Linked DNA regions of Homo sapiens: region 2 is linked to region 1. The links are chromatin loops, found by intact Hi-C in ENCODE. Cell type or tissue: MCF 10A. All regions are shown on one strand. Region 1 overlaps PDE11A (phosphodiesterase 11A). Region 2 overlaps PDE11A (phosphodiesterase 11A).

What was found. Peaks named below come from ENCODE experiments on the same cell type or tissue, not always from the same donor. Only the 100,000 strongest peaks of a DNase experiment are listed, where the experiment ranks them.
Region 2: it touches region 1 in a loop (23-fold over the local background); 8 of 110 quality-filtered maps call a loop at or near these places.

What each region holds. Positions count from the first base shown.
Region 1 is chr2:177,798,115-177,802,114 of GRCh38, forward strand. All of the region lies in intron 9 of PDE11A (phosphodiesterase 11A), which reads right to left. Among named protein-coding and RNA genes, the nearest start is that of PDE11A-AS1, 130 kb to the left of the region's middle. RefSeq lists an enhancer at 1-176. In MCF 10A, a CTCF peak has its summit at 1,628 (motif pointing right); no DNase peak of the experiment used is centred here.
Region 2 is chr2:177,907,717-177,911,716 of GRCh38, forward strand. All of the region lies in intron 2 of PDE11A (phosphodiesterase 11A), which reads right to left. Among named protein-coding and RNA genes, the nearest start is that of PDE11A, 160 kb to the right of the region's middle. In MCF 10A, no CTCF peak of the experiment used is centred here; a DNase peak (open chromatin) is centred at 2,475.

The DNA.
Region 1 (4,000 bases):
CCTATGACTTTCCTTCTCCATGGAGCATTCCTGCTAGTTGTCTTTAGAAATTGTATAGCTCACTGCTACCTGTCACTCTGAAATTGCCTTCTATGCAAAGCAGTTATGTCTGACTTTGAACAAGATGCCCCCTCCTCTATGCTTCCCCTAACATATCTACCTCTTTCTTGGAGCTCGTTACACTTGGCAGTAATCATACTTTCATTTATCTCTGTCCTCTATTAGACTGAAATCACATGAGATTGTACTACAGCTTATGAAATTTACATAGTCGTAGTCTACTCTATGCTGTTTTGGTGAAAATCGAGTTCTTGGCACATAATAGGTGATCCATTCGTAACATTAATGATTATTTATCTTACAAATCTCATGGTTTCCATTAAAGTGTTTCAAACATATTTAAATGATGATATAATTATTAGAAGTAGTACATAGACTCCCCTGCAGACTATTTGCAGAGAAGCACCATTTGTGCATACACATAAGTTCTTTTTTGTTGCTGTTAAAAAATTACCTTACTGGATTCTGGTATAAAATGATATCTGATGAAGAAAGGAGTAGTGGAATATAACCCTAAGTGTAAAACAAATATTGGTGTATATATATCCTGAGTATATAAATATATTGAGATAAATAAACACATAAACAGAGAGAAGAGACAAATATCCCATACAAAAGAATTCTAAATAATATATGTAGATAATTCCTCTTCAAGGAGGTGGAGCATAACTCCCCACTCCTTAGGTGTGAGCTGTGCATAGTGACTTCCTTCTAAAGACTACAGTGTAGAAAGAGGAAAAAAGAGTAACTGTACATTGGGGAAACCTGACAAACACTACTTCCACCAGACGATCAAGGTTAACATCAATCATGGTAAGTCATTTTGATAGTATGTCCCCTTGATATGATGTGATTAAAATGGCACTTAACCTCTGTGCCTTCCTCCCCCAAACCCATAATTTTGGTGTAATCGTGAGGAAAACATTGAACAAATTCTAATAGAGGGAAACTCTACAAAATACCTGACCAGTTTGCTCGAGACTGTCAAGGTCAACAAAATTGAAAAGTATGAAAAAGTATCACAGCCAGGGAGAGTCTAAGGAGACATGATGAATCAATGTAATAGGGTATCCTGAATGAGATCCTGGTACAAAAAGGGGATATTTGGTTAAGATTAAGGAAATATGAATCAAGTATGGACTTTAGTTGATAATAATATAGCAATATGGTTCATTAATTATAACAAATGTACCATATCTTAATAGAGGAAACTGGGTATGAGGTATAAGGGAACTCTCTGTACTATCTTCCCAATTTTTCTGTAAATCTAAACTGTCATAAAATATAAAGTTTATTTCTAAAAAATGATACCTCACGGCTGATTCTCCATGTAAGTTCTCCCACTTTCCACAGAATACCTAAATGAAAACCTAGAAACCATCAATAACTAAAACTGATAACCTACTACTAGAATATGAGAAGAATTTTCACCAAGTATAAGGCAGATGCAGCTGGACTCAGAAAAATAACTAGTAGCTTAACCATGCTTTATCTCCACCCCCAAAATGAAGCAGTCCCCCTTGGTCTGAAAGAAGATGGGAAGGCATTGTTCTGAAAGCAGTCTCCAGAGGGCAGTGTTCCTTTCTGTACTGTCTGAGCTCTCATTCAGAGACCCAGGATCTGTGCTAACCAGAAAATTAACCAGTTCACCTTCTACTGAATGGTAGCTGTTTTTGAAGTATTCGCTTTCATCTTGTGGGAAAGAGTCACTGCAAATAAAGCACTGTATGATGGTGGGGGGTGGGGGATGTTATAATATAAATAACTACTACTTTTGACATTATATGAACACAGTGGTAAAGATTTTACTGGCGTTAATTCACTTCATCGTTATTAACAATCCCACAAGGTTGGGAAGTGAGAACAATGAAGCACAGAGAAATTGACCTGCCCTGAGATGCACAGGTAAAAAAGTAGCACAGCTGAAATTAAAATCCTAATAGTCTCAGAACAAAGGTTAAAAAAAAACCTTAAGAATAATCCTAACAGTCTAATTAAAAAAATTTTTCTTTTTTTTTTTTGAAACAGGGTCTTGCTTTCTTCCCCAGGCTGTGGCATGATCATAGCTCAGTGCAGCCTCGAATTCCAGGGCTCAAGGGATCCTGCCACCTCAGCTTCCTGAGTAGCTGGGACTATAGGTGCATGCCACCATGCCTGGCTAATTTTTTTTCCCTTTTGTAGAGATGAGATCTTGCTATATTGCCCAGGCTGGTCTCAGACTCCTGGCTTCAAGCAATTCTCCCACCTTGACCTCCCAAAGTGCTGGGATTACAGGTGTGAGCCACCGTGCCCAGCCTCTAACAGTCTAATTTTAAAGCCTGCCCTTTTAATCACCTAACTGTAGTTCATTCAAAAACCCTCGTAGCAGCGTATGCTGAGGATTGAGATTCTTGTACTTTAATTATGATTTTTATTTGTATTTTACTATACTTGATCCACTCAACAAACATTTCCTACATGCCTACTGTGTGCTGCTGGTACTGGGCACATAATGGTGAACCAGACCCATAGACATATTTCTATACATAAGGGATCCAGAATCCACTGAGACCTGATGGGGGGAAGAATATTCCATCTCAGCCTAGCAGGAGTACACTAGATCTATGTCTACATGCTAGATGCTGAGAATCAGCCTAGTAACTAAATATTAGTACATAAGTTTGCTCCCCTTTTGTATATCTAACCAAGGAGATTCAACAGGACATAAGTGGACCACAAAAGAGCTCAGGGGCAACCCCAAAGTCTTGCCTGTTGGCAAACACTGCAGTCCAAGGGAAGGAGAGAAGCACCCTAAAAACCCAGAGAGAATGTTTTAATACATCTGATAATTGTTTCATGCATGCAACCTTTTAGAAATCTTATGCTTAGTATCTTCAAAGATACAAGAAGAAAGAGCATCATTGAAAGTGGATCAGAAAACCATATAGGCAAAATATGTTTGAATGAAATTTATAAAACAAACAGAAGAATGAGTTAACATAGTTCAACTGTCACTTGCTCAGGGTGGTCTCTCCTGAATGTATCCACAGTAGCCCCATATTTTTAGTCACTTTTTATTAAAACATCCTGCTTTATTTTCTTTATGATACAGTATAATAAATTTATCTTGCTAATTTATTTGTTTACTTGTCTACTGCCTGTCTTACTAGAATATAAGGTTCATGACAATATGAATACTGTTTGATTTTTAACTGCTGAGTCCTCGGTATGGAGAATGGTGACTACCAAAAAGTAGAAGCTCAACAAACATTTACTCAGTGAATGAATATATAGACAACAACAGAGATGGTTAAAATGTGGAACAGTTTCAAAAGAACTCAAATTATAATAGCAGAATTTAAGCCCACATTGGAGTTAATAAATATTTTTTAAATGCAAGAGCTCAGAATCAACAATCAATGGAAAAGAATGCAGAACAGAAATGGGCCAACACTTATTTTTTAAACAATGGTGCCAAAGTGATCCCATGGAAAAAGAAGAACTTTTTAATAAATGATAAATATTTTATTTAAAAATGAACCTCAATGGCTATCAAGATGAATCATAGAGCAAAATGTAAAAGCTAAACCCAAAAAAGCTTTTAGAGGAGAAAACAGTACAATATATTCTTGATTTGTGGGTAGGCAAAGGTTTCTTAGATCACTAATAGCAATAAGCTTTAAATTAAAAAACTGATAAATTAGACTTCATCAAAGCTAAAAAGACACCATGAAAAAATCTTATCAAAAGACACCATGAAAAAATGAATAAGCAAGCTGCAAATTGGGTGAAAATATTGACAATACATATATCTGACCAGGGACTAGTATCCAGGATGTATAAAGAACTCTTCCAGTCAACAATAAAAAGACAAGCAATCCTATTAAAAGTGGGCAAAAAAATTGGACAGCTCACAAAAGAAGACATCCAAATGGTAAATAAGCACATAGAAAAAGAGTAC
Region 2 (4,000 bases), 110 kb after region 1:
AGTGTTTACTATCCAGTATAATAAAGACAATATCTCCCTCTAGACAGAGGTCAGGCAGGCTCACCGTTCATTATAAAAGATTTGGGTTGCTTACATTTCAGGTTCCTCTGCTGTCATGCAATCTACTATATGTGCTATTACTGGGGTCAGGGAACCAGCAAAAATGCTGATGCTCAAACTATTGCTATTGTTGTGAGTAATAAACTGTTTTTTTGTCACTGATCCAGGAGTCTCATGTCTTCTGTCAGCATCCATGAGACTGTGGCAGACTAACTTGCTAGCCTGCATGTACTGTATAGTAAAATCAGACTCTTTACAAATCTTAACAATGTCACCTAGATAGCAAATGGAGAAGCTTAATTTAGAATCCAAGTGGCCTAACCCTAAGATCTACCTTCTTAACTTCTACATTCTCCAGCTTCCCAAAGTCATACATATCTTTCATACAATTAATATGATAGTCTGGTTAACTGCAATGCAAGATAGATGACTAAGACTAGCACTCCATTATTCCAGTGTATGAGCAGTCACAGGAGACTGCAGAAGCAGGAAGCAGTTCTGGTAGAGCAGGCAAAACCCAGTTTCCGGAGATAACAAGGCAACCATTCTCAGGGGGCAATTTGTCTAGCAGATGGTGTAAGGGAAATCCTAGGTAGAGAGCAGACCACACTGATAGGCATCAGAGTGTGGTTATGAAGGCCAGAGTAGAAAGTTGGGGCAGAAAAGAAACTGAGCCTGTCAGCAGGTAGCAGGGCCCTCGCCTCCAGGTGGAGCTTTAAGGATCAGCTTATACTCTTGGTAGTGAAAGGGAGGGAAATGGCAGAAGAAAGGAAGGGGCCCATCAGGTATGAAATGTGAGGCACTATGTTTTAATGAGACACAGAACTGCTCACAGATAGGGGCTGTGGCAAAGCTGGGCCCACAGGTGAGGGTCCTGTGGTGTGCGTCCAGCTATAGCGTGGAAAATGAATCAGGGACCAGGAACCAGGCTGTGTTCCACACATGGCTAGAGAGGTTCCAGTCTTAGCCCAGTGGGAACACTGCAGTGTCCCCGGAAGCCTAGGAACAGCCCAACATCAAACTGTCAGTCAATCACAAATCTCTTCATCCTCATCCAATCTTGTTTCTGTTAAACCTAGTTTTTAATCTAAAAATTTAGAATTTGCAAATACTTTTTCCAAGTAGTATAAGCTATTCTTCATGAATAGTACAATGTACTATCAAGAAAGCATGCAAATCAGATCGGTATTAGTTCTTTTCATCTACCCCACTGTGTCCGACAAAGCACCCCTCAATTTAGTCCTGACAGATGAATGGTATTTACTTGTCACAACCTCAGGAAAAGCAACACCACAATCTTCCTCCATTTTACACATCTAGCAAATGTCACTTTCATGAAATTTTCTCATACAAATGTAACAAACTCCTTATATCACAATATACTTCCAATTCTTATCCTTTAGTGGAGATGAAAAACAACAAAAACTCTGCCATTTTAAGCCAATTACAAGGCATTTAACATGGCATTTTGAATGGCAAAAGAGACTCCTGCTGTCTTGTTTTGTGTACTCCAATTTTTCAAGTTAATGCTCCTATAACAGCATCCAAACAAAAGCAAATGGCAAAATGAACACCCAACTCACTGTACTGGGAATGCACAGATCAGCTCAATTTAACAAGAGCCGCCCGACTGCCTTCTCCCGTCAGGCCCTGGGTTAATATGCAGCCCGTACACTAAATTGCATGACACCATTACTATTTTCAAGTTTACCACTAGTTTCAGCTACATCCCTGAGAGGATTACTAGCCAGCTCAAATTCCTTCAATATTTTCACAAAAATACAGGCTAAAGTTCAAATTTCAACTCCCTGTTAAGGCCTTCCAAATGTTGGCCCTATTGGACATTACTACTATTGTTATTATTAATGTTTGTTTAGATTTACCCACATGTGTACCAGTTTTTTCCTCCTCATTCCTTCCAACACCTCCTTCCTTCTTTCTGTGATATAGTTTTATTTTTTTTCCAAAGACAATCCTTTAGAGTATCTTTTAGCATTGGTGATAAATGCTTTTAGTTTTGTATGAATATGTTTATTTTATAATCAATCTTAAAAGGTAAGGTAGTTGGGTATGCAATCCTAGGCTTACACTTATTTTCTCTCAGTACTTAAAACATATTATTCCCTTATCAAGTGCAACTGATGCTGCTAAAAAGCCAGCTGCCAATCAAAATCTTGGTAGATTATCTGCCTTTGTCTCCGGTTTCTTTTAGGTCTTCTTTATGTCATTGGTAGCCAATTTGTATTTTGTCAGCCTCAATCAAAGGCTTAATTGAATCATGGTAACCTCCAATGTATATATTGGCCAAACATTACTGTGGATGGAGACAATATTATACCTTCATGACTCATTGCACACTGAGAGAGAATCTTTGTTAATGTAGGAAATGTTCTACCCTGTGTCATTCATTGGCATGACAATTCAGCCCTCTGGGGTCAGACTCAATTGCACAATGTATACGCATATGACAGTATGATCTATGGAGTTTCTAAAGAAATGTGCAGGAGAAGCAGGCAAATACATTTTTGAAAAGAGGCAGTAAGAAAAACTGAAGCAGTGTAGAAATAGAAAATGAAAAACAAAATATTTTAATCTTTTTTTTCAGTCCCAGTGTTACAGATGTCTCTCTCTCTCTGTCTCTCTCTCTCTCTCTATATATATATATATATACACACACACACATATATATATTGCTCTATTCTGCTATTCTGCTCTTTCTGAAGTCCCTCATTTCCAAAAAAACCAACTAATTTGGCCTTCACTATGTAGTTTCAGAATGCCAAAGGTCTAAAAAGCCTTAATGACTAAGAAGCAAATGAGTCTGTACACGCTTGTGCAGCACTTTTCGGCTTGAAAGCACTTTATGAACATTGGCTAATTAATCTTTACAACATCCCACTCAGAAAGAGAGTTAAACTGAAAATCATTAAACAGTGTAAAAAAGTCACTTTAGCCCTGGAAACTCATTAAACTATCACTAATATGCATAGAATTTGAGCACTGGGCCTTCTATCAATGTACACAAAAAAAGACAGTAGGTAGCCAGCCTTTTCAAACTTGCAAGCCACAGAGAAAGGCTATTAAAGCCCCATTGTGTGGTCTGGTCCAATTATACATCATTGAAGAATGCCGGGGGTCTACACTGGAGAATCTTAGTGAAGGGGGCCATCCCGTTCGTGGACCCTACTTGTAGAAGGCAAAACAGCTTGAAGAGCCACATCACTGTCAGCTAAATGAACAGGTGAAAAAAAGGTTTTCCCACCTACAGATAACACCTCCTCCCTTTGTGTAGATTCTGAAAACAGGACTCTTAAAGTCACTTCTGCCCTCAGGCAGTAACTATATGATAAAGCTTCACTGATTTGGAGCCCACTGATTTGGAACTGGGGATGTTTTAAGACAGTTGTGATTCAAATGCTGAATAAACTCTTCAAGTAGAGTAATTTAGAAAATAACATATCAAAATATGAAAGCAGTCACATTATTTTCATACGATGAAATACTTTCAGAGCATTTTTAGGAATATAATATTAAAAATAATTTTTAAATGAGTTTGCAGTTTTCCAGAGATTCCAGAGGAAAGCCCTGCTTCCAGAGGTATAGCTTCATTCACTGCAATTTTGTTTCTACACAAATTCAATAAAGATGAAAGATGGAGCTTTTATTTTAAGAATCAGAATCATAAATGACTTTTGTTAGTTCATACCAAAATATATGACCTTGGCTAAGGCATGCCTTTTTCCACCAGTGTTCCGCCCTTTTCAAAGAAAACAGTCTCCAAAAGATACAAATAAATATAAAACATTGTTTTAAAAATTGTAATGGGGCCAGGCGCGGTGGCTTATGCCTGTAATCCTAGCACTTTGGGAGGCCGAGGCAGGTGGATCACTTAAGGTCAGGAGTTCCAGACTAGCCTGACCAACATGGTGAAACCCCGTCT